Linked DNA regions of Homo sapiens: region 1 is linked to region 2. A link is an interaction called in ENCODE POLR2A ChIA-PET data of the cell type or tissue named here. Cell type or tissue: Caco-2. All regions are shown on one strand. Links, peaks and the distances in the headings refer to the core of each region. The heading gives the core; the rest is flanking DNA.

Region 1 (9,105 bases), core at 774-8,773, 76 kb before region 2:
CTCAAAAAAAAAAAAAAAAAAAAAACAAAAAAAAAAAACCTATCTTTATCTTTCCAAAAGAATAAACTAGTGGCCGGGGGCAGTGGCTCACGTCTGTAATCCCAGCACTTTGGGAGGCCAAGGTGGGCGGATTGCCTGAGCTCAGGAGTTGGCCACCAGCCTGGGCAACACGGTGAAACCCCATCTCTACTAAAACACAAAAAATTAGCCAGGCGTGGTGGCATGCGCCTTTAGTCCCAGCTACTCGGGAGGCTGAGGCAGGAGAATTGCTTGAACCCAGGAGGTGGAGGTTGCATTGAACCAAGATCGGGCCACTGCACTCCAGCCTGGGCAACAGAGAGAGACTCTGTCTCAAAAAAAAAAACACAAAATAACAAAATAAAATAAACTAGCATTTTAAGTCCATCTTAAAGGAGAGGAAAAAATATAAAAATAGTTTTCATGCATTTTTCATTTGAGCCTCAGTGAAGCAATAATATTCTAAAATTTTTTAAATTTTGTCACGTTTTAGTAAATTAATTTTTGCAGAAAGCTACATAAGGTTAAGCAAACAGTGTCAGCCTTGCCAGGACACAACAGGCTTCTCATAAGCCACGATGCTTCAAAATACAAGCCTAAAAGAGTGGAATTGCTTCACGCTCGTGAAATTAAGTCTCCCTTGTTGTGTACGGAATTTGTTTCTTCCATTTTTTATAGCAGTTCTGTGAAATTGGCTTGCTCTTAACAATAGGATTGACTTGTCAATATATTTTGGATGTACACGAACAGAAATAAGGACTAGAAATGCTAGCTTGCCCTTGCCGCTTGATGCAGAAGTCAAGGGTGAGCGAACAAGGGTCAGAGCTGAAATAGCTCACATGTCTGGCTAAAGAAACGGTAGTTGGCTACATGGTCAGCTCCCCAGAGCATGCCAGCTGTCAAAACATCTAGGAGCTGTCACAAAGGAGTGACAGGCAAAATATATAGTCATAAACTTTACACGTTCTAATCAGTAGAAACGTTGACAGTTATTTTAATGAATTACAAGATAGAAATTCATTAAAAATTGACAGTTATTTTAATGAATTACAAGATAAGCTTTTATTTATTTAACAAAACTATAACTTTTCCAGCATTGATCCCGTGACTATGGTCTTCCTCCCAGGAGCTGAAATACTAATAGATCAGTTACTGGCATAATTAGTCTCACCCCCACTCGTCACTCCATCAAAGGACTGATCATCTTTTTTGTTTTTCTCCCAAAACAGGGTCTCACTCTGTCACCCAGGCTGGAGTGCAGTGGCACGATCACAGTTCACTGCAGCCTCGACCTCCCTGGGCTCAGGTGATCCTCCCACCTCAGCCTCCCGTGGGACCGTAGGTGCACACCACCACGCCGGCTAAGTTTTGTATTTTTTTGTAGAGATGGGGTCTCGCTATATTGCCCAAGCTGGTCTTGAACTCCTGGACTCAAGCAATCTTCCTGCCTCAGCCTCCCAAAGCACTGGGATTATAGGCATGAACCACTGTGCCTGGCCTAATCATGTTTTAAATAGATTGTAGGCCAGGCGTGGTGGCTCACCCCTGTAATCCTAGCATTTTGACAGACTGAGGCGGGTGGATCACCTGAGGTCAGGAGTTCGAGACCAGCCTGGCCAAGATGGTGAAACCCCATCTCTACTAAAAATACAAAAATTAGCCGGCATGGTGGCACATGCCTGTAATCCCAGCTACTTGGGAGGCTGAGGCAGGAGAATCACTTGAACCCGAGAGGCGGAGGTTGCACTGAGCCAAGATTGCGCCATTGCACTGCAGCCTGGGCAACAAGAGTGAAACTCCATCTCAGAAAAAATAATAATAATAAATAAATAAATAAATAGGTTGTAGATACACTAACATTTACAGATTTTTTGTAAACTTTTGCAGAAGTTTATGTAGAGAAGAGGAGTGAGGTAACCTGCAAAAGGGACTGGAAGAACTAGATGTGGAAATCGTGTTTAGGGCCAAAAAGAAGCAATTTAAGAGCTACTGGAGGCCGGGCGTGGTGGCTCACACCTATAATCCCAGCACTTTGGGAGGCCAATGTGGGCGGATCACCTGAGGTCAGGAGCTGGATACCTACCTGGGCAACGTGGCGAAACCCCGTCTCTACTGAAAACACAAAAATGTATTGTGGTGGCAGGTGCCCGTAATCCCAGTTACTCGAGAGGCTGAAGCAGGAGAATTGCTTGAACCTGGGAGGTGGAGGTTGCAGTGAGCCGAGATCGCGCCACTGCGCTCCAGCCATTTGCAGCATTGCCAAGTATGTAAAGCTCAGCTCCTAAGCTCTTTTAAGACTCCGTCTCAAAAAAATAAATAAATAAATAAAAATTTTAAAAAAGGTTGAACGGTGAATTGAAACTGGAACTGAAAGCCTCAGGACAAGGTGAGAGGTGCTGAGCTGAAGTGAGTAACGTGCTGGGCTTGAAATAACTCAGCATCCGTAGTCCGTGCCCAGGGACCTGGAGTGGTTCCTGCGTGCTGCATGTCTGGCACCCCGTACTAGAGGGAGCAGAAGAGGGCATGAGCACACAAGGCACAGGCTTTGACCTTTGGAAGCCTATCCCATGGGAAATTTACTGAGGTGACAACAGAAGGAAGGGCCCATGTCTTGGGAGTGCTGTCATGGCCATGTTTCAGCACCATTTATATTAAACACACACACACACACACACACACACACACACACACATATATTTTTTTTTTTTTTTTTGAGATAGAGTCTCGCTCTGTCACAAAGGCTGGAGTGCAGTGGCACAATCCTGACTCACTGCAACCTCCACCTCCCGGGTTCCAGCGATTCTCCTGTCTTGGCCTTCCAAGTAGCTGGGATTACAGGTGCGCGCCACCACACCCAGCTAATTTTTGTATTTTCAGCAGAGACAGGGTTTCACCACGTTGGCCAGGCTGCTCTTGAACTCCTGATCTCAAATAATCTGCCCTCCTCAGCCTCCCAAAGTGCTGGGATTACAGGCATAAGCCACCGCGTTCAGCCATAAACACATATAATTTTTTAAACCCTCCTAAATCATTGCAGCGTACCTTTGCCAGCTATGTGGCCATTAACAACATCTCTGACCGAGCTGTTCCAGCCCCACCTTGCCAGCCGTCTGCAGCATTGCCAAGTATCTAAAGTTCAGCTCCTAGGCTCACCCCAAGCCAGCTCAGAACCTTCCAATTCTATGGAAAACACCTGGTAACTGAAGCTCAGCGTCTCAAAGGCAGCCTTGAATCCTCCCTTCTCCTCCACTGTCATCATCAGGAGCCAGGTTCTGTTTTTCCTTAGCACCTGCCCTTGTCTCTCCACGTCTGTTGCTGCCACCCTCCTGCGGCTCTGGCAGTGTTGTCAGGGGATGGAGCAGCACGCTGCAGGGGCTCTCATCTCCCCTGCCCCAGCCCATCTCATGCCCTCAGAGGGATGAATCTTACCACATGACGCTTCTCAGGGCTGCACCACAGCTTTCCCTAGGCGGAAACCTCCAATGCTATCTATCACAGGGGCACAAATTCTTCTGTAAGTTGCTATATGTAAAGGGCTTTGTGGGCCAGACAGTATCTGTTGCAATGAACCAACTCTACTCTACTTTTATTTATTTTATTTTATGTATTTATGTATGTATTTATTTATTTGTGTTTTGAGACAGGGTCTTGCTCTGTCACCCAGGCTGGAGTCCAGTGATGTAATCACAGCTCACTGCGACCTGAAACTCCCAGGTTCAAGTGATCCTCCCACGTCAGCCTCCCGAGTAGCTGGGACTACGGGCGTGCCCCCACCACACCCAGCTAATTTACTGTATTTTTTGTAGAGACAGGATCTCCCTAGGTTCCCCAGGCTGGTCTCGAACTCCTGGGCTGAAGCGATCCTCCCACCTCTGCCTCCCAAAGTGCTGGTGTTATAGGCGTGAGCCACCGCACCCGGCCAGGCTTTGTTCTTTATGGGGCTTATTTACATGGTTAAGGGTTTGCTCAGAGCTTGAGAACCTATTTATATTGTTCTCATATTTCGCAAATGTTTAAGGAAGCAAGAGAAAACTGCGAGTGCAAAAGACCAATTTCAGTTTTTAAAATTATCACTCTGAGAAAAGGACAATAGATATTTCTTAACCTGCTTAATTTCAGTGTTTATTAATCAGAGTGCTTTTATCTTAGCAGTGTTATTGCGCAGTTGTCTGAAATGAGAAAATAAATGGGGTTTAGGAGGAGTTAACATGCATGGTAGAAACTAAAAGTCAGGCTGTCTGGTCAAAAGTCTCAGCCTTGCCACTAATTAGCTGTGTCACTCAAGCATCTGAACTTCATTTTCCTTATCTGTCAAAAATGAAAAGTTTGGACAGATCCAGTGGGACGAAGATGAACACAAAATACGCGCCCTGTGGGAAACGTGATGTATTTATTTGCTTATATGTCCCACTCTCCTCCCAGACTGAAGCTCCTATTGCTAAGGTAGCACCTCCTGCATAGCTGGTGTTTACTGAGGGGATCATTCAATACTCGTAAGTAATATCCGCGTCTGATATGTAACAAAGCTGCAAAAAAAGGGGAGAAGGCATTAAATTCACTTGATAGGGCATATCTAGGTTGCTGCATGCTATGACAGGGAGACTGGCAGATTGGTACCATAGCGCTTGCTGCTAGTTTTAGCCCTTAATTTAATTTGCTGTATGATCAGCTGGGTGTGGTGGCTCATGTCTATAATCCCAGTACTTTGGGAGGCCGAGACTTGAGCCCAGGACTTCGAGACCAACCTGGGCAACCCAGTGAGACCCCATCTCTACAAAAAAAAAAAAAAAAAATTAGCCAGACGTGGTGGTGCACGCATGTAGTCCCAGCTACTCTGGAGGCTGAGGTGGGAAGATCACTTGAGCTGGGGAGGTTGAGGCTGCAGTGAGCTGTGATCGCACCACTGAACTCCAGCCTGGGTGACAGAGCAACACCCTGTCTGAAAAAATAACAGTAATAATAATTTGGCCAGGCGCAGTGGCTCGAGCCTGTAATCGCAGCACTTTGGGGGGCCAAGGTGAGCAGATCACCTGAGGTCAGGAGTTCGAGACCAGCCTGACCAACATGGTGAAACCCCATCTCTACTAAAAATACAAAATTAGCCGGGCGTGGTGGCCCACGTCTGTAATCTCAGTTACTAAGGAGGCTGAGGCAGGAGAATCGCTTGAACCTGGGAGGCGCAGGTTGCAATGAGCTGAGATCACACCATTGCACTCCAGCCTGGGCCACAAGAGCAAAACTCCATCTCAAAAAAATAAATATAAATAAAATAATAATAATAATAATAATTTGCTGTAAGATCTTAGAAGTTACTTCCCTAGAACCTTAAAACAATGTGTAAAATGTAGATAAACATAACTCCCTTAAAAAGCTCATAAAGGTCAAAGTTAGCATACTCTGAAATAATGGATGGGAAAATATGAAAGGCTACATTCTGTGGATAACTGTTACTAACATGGGTTGCATAAGACTGTACCTGCTGAACTGGCTTTACCATTCATTCCCCTCTTTCAGTTCATATTTTCCTTCAATTAAGTAGGGAAAAAAAAACAAAAGAAGCAGAGAATAGTCACTGTTAATAGACCAGCTTCCTCGGTGTGTCCATTCCTCCCACCACCTTCCTTCTTGGGGCTCACATGCAAATGGCCCCAGAGGGCTCATGGCCACAGCAGCGTTCTATAGGTGTCCTAGTTCCACTCAAGGGACACCCACAGCTCACAAAGTGGGAAATTCTTTCCCTTGTATTGGTTTCTAACACTTTTAACATCACATTTTCGCCAGGCATGCCAGCGCTGTAATCCCAGCACTGTGAGAGGCCAAGGCGGGAAGATTGCTTGATCCCAGGAGTTCGAGACCAGCCTTGGCAACATGGCAAAACACCATCTCCACAAAATCAAAAAATTAGCTGGGTGTGGTGTGTGTGCCTGTAATCCCAGCACTTTGGGAGGCTGCAGTGGGAGGATCCCCAGAGCCCAGCAGTTCAAGGTTGCAGCGAGCCGTGATCGCAGCACTGCACTCCAGCCTGGGCCACACAGCAACATCCTGTCTCAAAAAAAAAAAAAAATTTATTTTTCTCCACCTTTTTCTTTTTTTCAGGAGGCATCTCAATTGTTTCTTTCTTTTTTTTTTTTTTTTTTTTTTTTGAGACGGAGTCTCGCTCTCTCGCCAGGCTGGAATGCAATGGCGAGATCTCGGCTCACTGCAACCTCCGCCTCCCGGGTTCACATCATTCTCCTACCTCAGCCTCCCGAGTAGCTGGGATTACAGGCATGGGTCACCACACCCAGCTAATTTTTGTATTTTTAGTACAGACAGGGTTTCACCATGTTGGCCAGAATGGTCTCGATCTCTTGACCTCGTGATCCGCCTGCCTTGGCCTCTCAAAGTGCTGGGATTACAGGCGTGAGCCACCACGCCCAGCCACTTTTTTCTTAAAAAACCAGAAAAGCTTCCTCAGTATATAGTAGTCCCAGCTACTCAGGAGGCTGAGGCAGGAGAATCGCTTGAACCCGGGAGGCAGAGGTTGCAGTGAGCCAAGATCAGGTCATTGCACTCCAGCCTGGGCGACAGAGTGAGATTCCGCCTCAAAAAAAAAAAAATTAAATTACGAGTCCTCTCATTTCACTTTGTAAATTCTCGTTTGAAGTGTAGACAAGTGTCAAAGTATTTCACCAGCACATGAGGCAAATACAACTTTGTAATGTGACTTTGATCAACCTTTGAGGTTAAAATTTTACTTGGTAACGTTTCCTAAATAATTAAAATATATTTTCTAAGAGGCAGAATAAACAGGTGAATAAAATTCTTGCCTGCAAAGTGTGCAGTGTGGATGACAGCAACGTGAGCTCCCGTGGGAACATGGTGCTAATCTTGAAAAAATTACTTTGTGAATTACTGGATGCTATTGGGACCCTGTATTTGTGTTATCAGCAAATAAAGAAGTGATTCTCTCTGGGAATATTAGCCACAGTAAAATGTTCTAGACATCTCTTTATTAATTAAACAAGAGAAAAGGTAATTATAGTCTCTGCTAGGTCCCTTAAATCATTTCCTTTTTTAAAATGTCTTTTTATTTTGAGACAGGGTCTCATTCTGTTGTCCAGGCTGGAGTGCAGTGGCACGAACATGGCTCATTGTAGCCTTGAACTCCTGGGCTCAGGTGATCCTCCGACCTTGGCCTCCCGAGTAGCTGAAATTACAGGCATGCACCACCATGCCCGGCTAAGTTTTTTTAATTGAGATGGAGTCTCGCTTTGTCACCCAGGGTGGAGTGCAGTGGCGTGATCTCTGCTCACTGCAACCTCTGCAGCCTGAGTTCAAGCGATTCTCGTGCCTCAGCCTCCCAAGTAGCTGGGACGACAGGCATGCACCAACACACTCAGTTATTATTTTTGTGTGTGTGTATTTTTAGTAGAAAGGGGGTTTCGTCATGTTGATCAGGTCATTCTCAAACTCCTGACCTCAGGTGATCTGCCCGCCTCGGCCTCCCAGCATGCTGGGATCACAGGTGTGAGCCACTGCGCCCGGCTGTGCCTGGCTGTACCCGGCTAATTTTTGTATTTTTTTGTACAGACAGGGTTTTGTCATGTTGCCTGGGCTAGTCTCAAACTCCTGGGCTCAAGCAATCTGCCTGCCTTGGCCTCCCAAAGTGCTGGGATTTCAGGTGTGAGCCACTGCAGTGGCCTACTATTGTTATTTTTAGTAGAGATAAGGCATTGCTACGTTGCCCAGGCTGGTCTCAAACTCCTGGCTCAAGCGATCCTCCCACATCAGCCTCCCAAAGCTCTGGGATTATAGGCGTGAGCCACTCCACCTGGCCTCGGCATCCTGTATTTTATCTTGCAACTGTGAGGCAGGTGCAGTGGCTGTTGGGAGAAGGTAGTGATGTGGGGGAGAAATAGAACACTAAAACGAACCCCACGGGGAGCGAAAGCGGCCACTGATTCACAAACTATCTAAGGATCAGAGATAATTTCTTTCTTTCCTTTTCTTTTTTTTTTTTTTTGAGACCGAGTCTCGCTCTGTCGCCCAGGCTGGAGTGCAATGGCATGATCTTGGCTCACTGCAACCTCTGCCTCCTAGGTTCAAGCAATTCTCCTGCCTCAGCCTCCTGAGTAGCTGGGATTACAGGTGCCCGCCACCACGCCCAGCTAATTTTTTTGTATTTTTAGTAGAGATAGGGTTTCACCATCTTGGCCAGGCTGGTCTTGAACTCCTGACCTCAGGTGATCTACCCGCCTCAGCCTCCCAAAGTGCTGGGATTACAGGCGTGAGCCACCATGCCCAGCCACCTGGCCTTTATTTTTAAATTGTGATAAAATATGCTAACATGCTTGAGCCCAGGAGTTTGAGACCAGCCTGGGAAACATTAGTGAGACCCTGTCGCTACCAAAAAAAAAAAAAAAAGCATAACAAAATGTACCACTGAAACTTTTTTTTTTTTTTTTTTGAGATGGAATCTCACTCTGTCACCCAGGCTGGAGTACAGTGGCGCGATCTCGGCTCACTGCAACCTCCACCTCCGGGGTTCAAGCGATTCTCCTGCCTCAACCTCCCGAGTAGCTGGGATTACAGGTACATACCACCACGCCCGGCTAATTTTTTGTATTTTTAGTATAGACGGGATTTTACCATGTTGGCCAGCCTGGTCTCGACCTCCTGACCTCAGGTGATCCACCCGCCTCGGTCTCCCAAAGTGCTGGGATGACAGGCGTGAGCCACCGCGCCCGACTGGCCTAAACCATTTTTAAGGGCGTAAGTCAGTGCCACTATGTACATTAATAAGGTTGTATCACCATCATCATTGTCTATTTCCAGAATGTTTCCATCATCCCAAATAGAATTCAATCTTTAATACTCAAATATTTTAAAATTAAAATAAAGAACACTGAGACGAAGATAAACTAAATCCAGCTGGGCAACTTTTTCTTCTGAATAGGCAGACTCTCACTATCATATCAAACTTATATTCGTGGACATATATTCGTGTTGCAAACTCTGGAAGCACTCACCGAAGCAGATAAAGGCTTTTCAGAGGTTAATGGCCTGTGATGAGTCTTGCAACTAGACCGTGAATCCATCATTCCT
Region 2 (9,105 bases), core at 698-8,697:
GACGGGGCAGGTATGTAGGGGGCAGGTATGGACAGGGCAGGTATGTATGGGGTGGGTATGTATGGGGTGGGTATGTATGGGGCGGGTATGTATGGGGCAGGTATTTACAGAGCACCTCCTGCATACCAGGCTCTTGGTGGCAGCTGTGGCCCCGCCCAGGGCCTCTGCCTGCCTGGAGTCTGTCCAGGGAGATGAACACACACCAGTGACTGGCCCAGGCATGGTGTACAAGTGTGCGAGCAGCTGGGGGCAGTGTGGGGGCTGTGGGAAGCTCAGGGTCGGGGGCACTGCTCTAGGGCCTCGGGAAGCCTTCCCTGAGGACAAAGATGCCAAAGAGTGTTCCAGAATAAGCTGGAGGGTGCCGCCTGCCTGTCAGCCTACAGCAAGCCAGACCCATGTACAAACACGGATTCCTGTGCACACTTACGCTGGAAACCGAAGAGAGGTGACCAGCCCTCCACACAGCACACTTGGCTGGGGACCCGGCTCTTCAGGGCGTGCCAGGGTCTTAGTTGACTAGCCGGCGTGGCTGATGCCCCTGGCACCCCAGAAGGCACCGATGCCTTTCAGCAGCCATGCCTGGGGCTGCACGTGGCCAGCGAGGCTGGTCAGCCGCTCCTCTGGGTCTGTGCCGAGGCTCGGGTATTTTTAGGCTGACATTTGCCACAGCTCCTGGAAGCTGGGGTGAGGGAGCGTGGTCCTAGGGACTGACCGACAGCGGAGGGCCGGGGGCTGACCTGAGTGTGGACAATGACCCGAATGACCTTGCAGTACTTCTTCATGGCGGCGAAGTCCTTCTGTAGCTGCTTTTTCCCGTCTGTGTCCCGCCACCTCTTGCAGGCCTTGGTGAAGGCTTTCTTCTTGCTCTTGTGCCTGAGCCATGCACAGGAGGGTGCTCAGAAGCCCCCAACCGGGGCAGCTCCCCAGGCCTATCCTGCCCCCACCTCACCCCCAGCCCACCAAGCAGGGGTCCTACCTCTGGGACCGCCCCCCACCCGGAGGCCTCTGAGCTGGTTCCAGCCACCATCTTTGAACATAGACTGTCTCTCCCCCTCTAGGCCCCGGTTTCCTCCTCTGTAAAGTAGGTACCCTCCCTGTTTCCCGGGGCCTGAGAGTGAGTGGCAGAGGTGCAGAAGCTCAGAGAAGGCGGCTGGCCAGCCCTGCAGTCCAGGCACCTAGAGACCACCCCACCTGCCACATGGCTCAGACTGCTGGTCCCACTTCTCAAGGGTGCAGTGGGTGCCATGGCCAGGCACCTCGGGCTTGGGAGCCATCCTTTCTTTTTTGTTTTTGGAGATAGGGTCTCACTTTCTCTCCCAGGCTGGAGTGCAGTGGCACAAACACAGCTCACTGCAGCCTGGAGCTCCCAGACTCAAGCAATCCTCCCACCTCACCCCCCATGTAGCTGAGACCACAGGCATGCGCCACCGTGCCCGGCTAATTTTTTGTATTTTTTTGTAGAGACGGGTTTCGTCATGTTGCCCAGGCTGGTCTCGAAGCCCTGAGCTCAAACGGTCTGCCTGCCTTAGCCTCCCAAAGTGCTGGAATTATAGGAATGAACCATTGTGCCCAGCCAGAAGCCATAGTTTCTAACCCTCAGCAGAGTTCTGGGAGGTGGACATTATTATTATTATTATTATTATTATTATTATTATTATTATTATTCCCATTCTATAGGTGAAGAAACCAAGGTTTCTTTCAGGACTTACTGCCAGGGAAGATTTGAGGCCCGAGAATACCTTTCTATGTGTAAGAGCTTCTCAGCTGGCTATTTCACTTTTCACAATGGCTGCTAGGAAACTCAGAGCCAATGCTAACATTCCATCAAATTAGCCTTTTGGTTTTTTGTTTGTTTGTTTTTTGACAGGGTCTCACTCTGTCGCTCACACTGGAGTGCAGCGGCACAATCTCAGCTCACTACAATCTCCACCTCCCAGGCTCAAGCGATTCTCCTGCCTCAGCCTCCCAAGTAGCTGGGATTACAGGTGTCTGCCACCACGCCCAGCTTATTTTTTTATTTTTATTTTTTTTTTTGTATTTTTAGTAGAGACGGGTTTTCACCATGTTGGCCAGGCTGGTCTCGAACTCCTGACCTCAAATGAGCCACCCGCCTTGGCCTCCCAAAGTGCTGGGACTACTACAGTCGTGAGCCACCACAAGCCGCCCAAATTAGCCTTTTAATTAACCCTGAGGATTAGAATATTTGTTTCCTCTTTTTCCTCCATCCTGATTTCATCTCCAGCCTTCTAGTACTCATGTTTTTTGTTTTTTGTGTTTTTCTTGAGATTGAGACAGGGTTTCACTCTGCCACCCAGGCTGCAGTGCAGTGGCACGATCTCAGCTCACTGCAACCTTCACCTCCCAGTTCAAGTGATTCTCCCACCTCAGCCTCCTGAGTAGCTGGACTACAGGTGCGCACCACCCCAGCCAGCTAATTTTTGTATTTTTTGGTAGAGATGGGGTTTCACCATGTTGGCCAAGCTGGTCTCAAACTCCTGACCTCAAGTGATCCACCCGCCTCGGCCTCCCAAAGTGCTGGGATTACAGGCGTGAGCCAGCACGCCCAGCCTACTCATCTTTTATTGAAATGAAGGCAACCACACAACACACACACACACACACACAGACACTCCTACCTCCCACAGACGGTTGAGACTTCGCTTCCTACTCACCCACACCTATCATTTCAGCAAGAGCTAGAGCCTCAGGCACCCAACTTCTGTGGTCCCAGCAGCCCTTGGACGGCCCAGCCAAGGGCGGTGCTCACCAGTCCTTGTAGAATCGGCGCCGGCACTCATCACTGAGGTGTTCTGCAAAGATGGTCTTGAAGCTCCGGAGACCTCGAGGGGTGGCCACGTAGCCCACCACGCCCACCACCACTAGGGGCGGCGTTTCTACAATTGTCACCGCCTCCACCTCCTCCCGTTTGGAAATTTCTGGATGAGACACAGGGATGGGGCATGAAGGGGGACCTCCTGAGGCCTGTGGGGGAGGGAGTGGAGAGCCGCCCACATAGGGGCAGGACAGGAGAGTGTGGGGCCAGCCAGGACAGCATTCCCCAGAGGGTGGGGCTGAGCCCAAATGAGCATTTGTTATTCTAATGATTACAATGGATTTCTTTTTCTGTTTTTGAGACAGGGTCTCACTCTGTCACCCAGGCTGCAATGCAGTGGTGCAATCATAGCTCACTGCAGCCTTGACTTCCCAAGCTCAAGTGATCCTCCCACCTCAGCCTCCCAAGTAGCTGCGACTACAGGCACTCGCCACAACGCCCAGCTAATTTTTGTATTTTTTGTAGAGATAGGGTTTCACGATGCCGTCCAGGTTGGTCTGCAACTCCTGGCCTCAAATGATCCTCCTGCCTCGGCCTCCCAAAGTGCTGGGATTACAGGCGTGAGCCACCATGCCCGGCCTGCATTATTTCTTACAACTACTTGTGAATCTACGATTAAAACAACAAAAACTAACTATATACATAGGCGTACATATGAAATAATGGTACATGAAATAGACCCGAAATGGCCAAAAAGTGCAGATGTCCTGGCAGGTGGTTTGAACCGAGGGCTTGGGGCGCTGGCCTTTGAATCCTAGCTCCTGCGCTTACCGCCCCGGTGACTGGACCAGGTTCCTCACTGCTTTGTGCCTCAATGTCCTCATCTGCGAGCTGGGGCCATGACAGAACCCGCCCGGAAGCCCTGCCTGTGCTCAGCGTCCACCCCAATTCCCGGGGGCGAGGCCTGGTGCTCCCTGGGACTGTGGCCCTGTCTGGACCAAAAGCGTGAGTTCTGGCTCCGAGCATCTGGAAGGTTCAGCCCTCCCCCTCCCCCAAGGGTCCCAACTGTGACTCACTGAGCCCCGGCCGGTGCACCTCCCGCAGGGTGTGGGTCATGCCCGCCTTGTAGCCCAGGAAGGCCGTGAGGTGCACGGGCTGGCTGGGGTCATCCCGCGGCCACGTCTTCACCTTGCCCCGGTGCCGGTGGCTCCTCTTATGGGGCAGGAAGCCCAGGTGTCCGTGCCGAGGGGCGGAAAACTTCCGGTGGGACTGGGGGGCAGGAAGGAAGGAGGTCAGACCTGGGGTGTCCCTGGTGGTAGAGCTGGATGGTCCCAGAACCCATACCTGGAGAAATGGACTACAGGCTTCAGACTGAGGCCTGTGCTCAGCACCTCCCCTGTCTGCCTACAGGAGGGGAGAGGAAGGTTCACCAAGGGGCAGCGTCTTTGGGATGGGGTCTCCATAGCCACAGGCTTCCTGCCTCTGTGGGCTCAGCCTGGGGCCCAGGAGGGTCGCACCCATACTGCAGCCAAGGGCTCCTGGGGCAGGTGGCCGCTGCCATCTGTTCATCTCCAGGGCCCTCCCAGGCCCAGGAGCCCAGCCCTCGTCCCCTTGTTTCCCCCTCCAGCCTCCCATCCCCTCACAGGCTGGGAGACTGTCCCTCTGAGGGAGCATCCAGAAGCCCAGCTGTCCCACCCCCCCAGAGTTCCAGCTCCAACCCCAGCCCACCCTCACCCTGGTCCCACCAACCATGGTGGCCGATCCCTGAAGGTCAGGAAGGGGCCTCGCCGCTAGCCGCCAGAGGTCGAGTGGCAGGGCCAGGACTCACAGCTGCCAGTTCCCAGATTAGCCCCTGGCACAGTCAGCAGGGTCTCCGGTGCCAGGAGCAGGCAGGGGCGGGGCAGTGTTGGGGGCATCAGATAGACAGCCTGAGTGGGGCACCCGGAGCCAGGGCTGGCACTCCTTTCCTCGATGGCCCTGGGGCTGGGTCATGACCCTCCCAGGACAGGACTGGCCAGGCAAGGTGGGGGCCAAGGTAGCCGGTGGGGGCCTTCTCCCAGGCAGCGGCCAAGAGGAGGGGTCTGGAGCAGTTTGCCGACTTGGAGGCAGAGGGGGTTCCTGTCCTGAGGGCTGGGAGACAGCTGGATAAACAGCGGGGAGCAGGGCTGGGGACAGGGCAGACGAGGGGGAGGGCTGACTGCACCTTGAGGATCACCAGAGCTGTGCTTCCAGATTGAGATCCCTGGCTGAGTGCAGTGGCTCATGCCTGTAATCCCAGCACTTTGGGAGGCTGAGGCAGGAGGATCACTTGAGCCCAGGATGTCAGGCCGCAGTGAACCTTGACTGCACTCCAGCCTGCGTGACTGAGCGAGACACTGTCTTAAAAACAAAAAAAAAGCCAGCCTGGCCAACATGGTGAAACCCCATCTCTACTAAAAATATAAAAATTAGCCGGGCGTGGTGGTGTGGGCCTGTTAATTCCAGCTACTTGGGAGGCTGAGGCAGGAGAATCACTTGAACCTGGGAGGCAGAGGTTGCAGGTTGCAGTGAGGCGAGATCGCGCCGCTGCACTCCAGCCTGGGCAATAGGGTAAGACTCCGTCTCAAAAAAAAAAAAAAAATCAAGATCTGACTCCTGTCATTCACAATCATTGAAATACTTTTATGAATTTATCTTTTTTATTTTTTTGAGATGGAGTCGCTCTGTTGCCCAGGCTGGAGTGCAGAGGCGTGATCTCGGCTCACTGCAAGCTCCCCCTCCCGGGTTCACACCATTCTCCTGCCTCAGCCTCCCAAGTAGCTGGGACTACAGGCGCCTGCCACCACACCCGGCTACCTTTTTGTATTTTTGGTAGAGACGAGGTTTCACTGTGTTAGCCAGGATGTTCTCGATCTCCTGACCTTGTGATCTGCCTACCTCAGCCTCCCAAAGTGCTGGGATTACAGGCATGAGCCACCGCGCCTGGCCTTATTTAAAGAGACAATGTCTCATTCCATGGCTCAGGCTGGAATGCAGCGGTGTGATCATACCTCACTTGCAGCCTCAACCTTTTGGGCTTAAGTGGTCCTTCTGCCTCAGCAGGACCTAATTTTTAAATGTGTCTTGTTGTAGAGGCGGGCGTCTCACCATGTTGCCTAGGCTGGTCTGAAACTCCTGGCCTCAAGTGATTCTCCTGCCTCAGCCTCTCAAAGTGCTGAGATTACAGGTATAAGCCACAGCACCTGGCCAAATTTAAATTTTGAATTTAAGTTTTGAATGAAGAGGGGGTTGAAATCTTATTTTTTTTTCTTTTTTTTTTTTTTTTTTTGAGACAGGGTTTCTCTCTGGTGCCCAGGCTAAAATGTAGTGGCACAGTAATAGCTCACTGCAGCCTCAGTCTCCTGGGTTCAAGCAATCCTCCTGCCTTCATCCCCCTGAGTAGCTGAGACCACAGGCACTTACCACCATGCCTCACTAATTTTTGTATTGTTTATAGAGATGGGGATCTCATTATGTTGCCCAGGCTGGTCTCGAACTCCTGAGCTCAAGCAATCTGCCTGCCTTGGCCTCCTAGAGTGCTAGGATTACAGATGTGAGCCACTGCGCCCCTCAAAATCTTTTTCAATTCAAAGATTCTATGGTTGTAAAGTTTTGTTTTTTTTGTTTTTGTTTTGAGATGGAGTCTCATTCTGTTGCCCAGGCTGGAGTTCAGTGGCACAATCTCGGCTCACTGTAACCTCTGCTTCCTGGGTTCAAGCTATCCTCCTGCCTCAGCCCCACTAGTAACTGGGATTACAGGTGTGTGCCACCATGCCCAGCTGATTTTTGTATTTTTAGTAGAGATGGGGTTTTGCCATGTTGGCCAGGCTGGTCTTAAACTCCTGACCTCAGGTGATCCACCCGCCTCGGCCTCCCAAAGTGCTGGGATTACAGGTGTGAGCCACCCCGCCCAGCCAGTTGTAAAGTTCTATAGCAGTGGAATTCTAGAGTTTTTCAGGCCTATGACATCTCTAAGATACGTGGTTCTTACATCAATAGATACTAAGATTCTAGGCTACTAAAATGTCAAGATTGTTTGGGTCTCATGGTTCATATTTCTTTCCAAGACTTTGGCCAGGCACAGTGGCTCATGTCTGTAATCTCAGAACTTTGGGAGGCCGAGGTGGGCAGATCACGTAAGGTCAGGAGTTTGAGACCAGAAACATGGTGAAACCCTGTCTCTACTAAAAATACAAAAAATTAGCCGGGCGTAGTGGCAGACACCTGTAGTCTCAGCTACTCAGGAGGCTGAGACAGGAGAATCACTTGAAACTGGGAGGAGGAGGAGGTTGCAGTGAGCCGAGATTACGCGCTGCACTCCAGCCTGGGCAACAGAGCGAGAGAACTGTCTCAAAAAAAAAAAAACAAAAACAAAAACAAAAAAAGAAAAAAAAGTTCATAATGTGAAGACCGAACGTTTCTGTGACCGTAGATCCTGTTGTGTCCGGAATTGGTGAGTTCTTGGTCTCACTGACTTCAAGAATGAAGCCACGGACCCTCGCGGTGAGTGTTGCAGTTCCTAAAGGCGGGGTGTCCGGAGTTTGCTCGTTCTGATGTTCCGATGTGTTCGGAGTTTCTTCCTTCTGGTAGGTTCGCGCTCTCGCTAGCTCAGGAATGAAGCTACAGACCTTCGCGGTGTTACAGCTCTTAAGGCGCCGCGCGTCTGGAGTTGTTCATCCTGCCAGTGGGCTCGTAATCTCACTGGCTTCAGGAGTGAAGCTGCAAATCTTCGCGGTTGAGTGTTACAGCTCATAAAGGCACTGTGACCCCAAAGAGTGAGCAGCAGCAAGACTTACTGGAAAGAGAGAAAGAACAAAGCTTCCACACTGTGGAAGGGGACCTGAGTGAGTTACCACTGCTGGCTCCCGCAGCCTGCTTTTATTCTCTTATCTGGCCCCACCCACATCCTGCTGATTGGTAGAGTCCAGTGGTCTGTTTTGACAGGGCGCTGATTGGTGCGTTTACAATCCCTGAGCTAGACACAAAGCTTCTCCACATCCTCACCAGATTAGCTAGATACAGAGTGTCCACACAAAGGTTCTCCAAGTCCCCACCAGAGTAGCTAGATACAAAGTGTCGATTGGTGCATTCACAAACCCTGAGCTAGACACAGAGTGCTGATTGGTGTGTTTACAAACCTTGTGCTAGATACAGAGTGCCGATTGGTGTATTTACAATCCCTGAGCTAGACATAAAGGTTCTCCACGTCTCCACCAGACTCAGGAGCCCAGCTGGCTTCACCCGGTGGATCCCGCACGGGGGCTGCAGGTGGAGCTGCCTGCCAGTCCCGCGCCGTACGCCCGCACTCCTCAGCCCTTGGGTGGTTGATGGGATTGGGCGCCCTGGAGCAGGGGGCGGCGCTCGTCGGGGAGGTTCGGGCCGCACAGGAGCCCACGGAGTGGGGGAGGCTCAGGCATGGCGGGCTGTAGGTCCCGAGCCCTGCCCCGCGGGGAGGCAGCTAAGGCCTGGCGAGAGAAATCGAGCGCAGCGCCGGTGGGCCGGCCTGCTGGGGGACCCAGCACACCCTCCGCAGCCGCTGGCCCGGGTGCTAAGCCCCTCATTGCCCAGGGCCGGCAGGGCCGGCCAGGCTCTCCGAGTGCGGGGCCCGCCGAGCCCACACCCACCTGGAATTCGCGCTGGCCCGCAAAGCACCGCGCGCAGCCCCGGTTCCCGCCTGCGCCTCTCCCTCCACACCTCCCCGCAAGCTGAGGGAGCCCGCTCTGGCCTTGGCCAGCCCAGAAAGGGGCTCCTCAAGTGCCGCCAAAGTGGGAGCCCAGGCAGAGGAGGCGCCGAGAGCGAGCGAGGGCTCTGAGGACTGCCAGCACGCTGTCACCTCTCACTGTTTGTCTGTAGGGTTGATGGTTCTGTGTCGCTGGCCTCAACCTCAGGACAGGACATGACCAGTGTCCCCCCTGGATAGCAGCCAGGGGCCGTGCCAGGTGTGGAGACTGAAGATGTGGCCAGCAGGACCCTGCTCAGTGGAGCTGCCTAGAAGCACCAGAGTGCCCCAGGGCCAGGATGGAACCATCAAAGCCGGCCAGAGGGCCCTGTGCCCAGGGTAGGTGCCTTCTCCCTATGAGCCGCCTAAGGGCAAGCCCTGCCTCCTGGTCTGCTCCCTGCCCTCCCCCAGACAGGCTCCCAAGTTAACTGGCACCAGCCAGTCCATGAGGGGCCCTTGTAGAGAGCGGGGCCCAGAGAAGTCTGTAGGGACTAGGCAATCCAGGAAAGCTTCCTGGAGGAGTAGGGTGTTTGGAATCGCGTGCTATTTGTTCACTTTGTCGTGTGCGCTCTAACGGCCTGTGTTCTCCATCACA

Evidence for each region. ChIA-PET counts read pairs that join two places held together with the same protein. Peaks named below come from ENCODE experiments on the same cell type or tissue, not always from the same donor. Only the 100,000 strongest peaks of a DNase experiment are listed, where the experiment ranks them.
Region 1: POLR2A ChIA-PET joins it to region 2 with 17 read pairs; 15 of 35 experiments call an interaction of 5 or more read pairs at or near these places.

The regions. Positions count from the first base shown.
Region 1 is chr16:1,874,167-1,883,271 of GRCh38, forward strand. It overlaps LINC00254 (long intergenic non-protein coding RNA 254), which reads right to left. Exons shown (of 3, transcript NR_033914.1): 2 at 9,030-9,105; 3 at 4,119-4,544. Among named protein-coding and RNA genes, the nearest start is that of LINC00254, 5.5 kb to the right of the region's middle. In Caco-2, for the core only: no CTCF peak of the experiment used is centred there; no DNase peak of the experiment used is centred there.
Region 2 is chr16:1,950,107-1,959,211 of GRCh38, forward strand. It overlaps RPL3L (ribosomal protein L3 like), which reads right to left and starts at 4,583. Exons shown (of 10, transcript NM_005061.3): 1 at 4,523-4,583; 2 at 3,850-4,042; 3 at 2,768-2,936; 4 at 738-873. The coding sequence starts at 4,525. RefSeq lists enhancers at 3,298-4,287, 7,648-8,489. In Caco-2, for the core only: no CTCF peak of the experiment used is centred there; no DNase peak of the experiment used is centred there.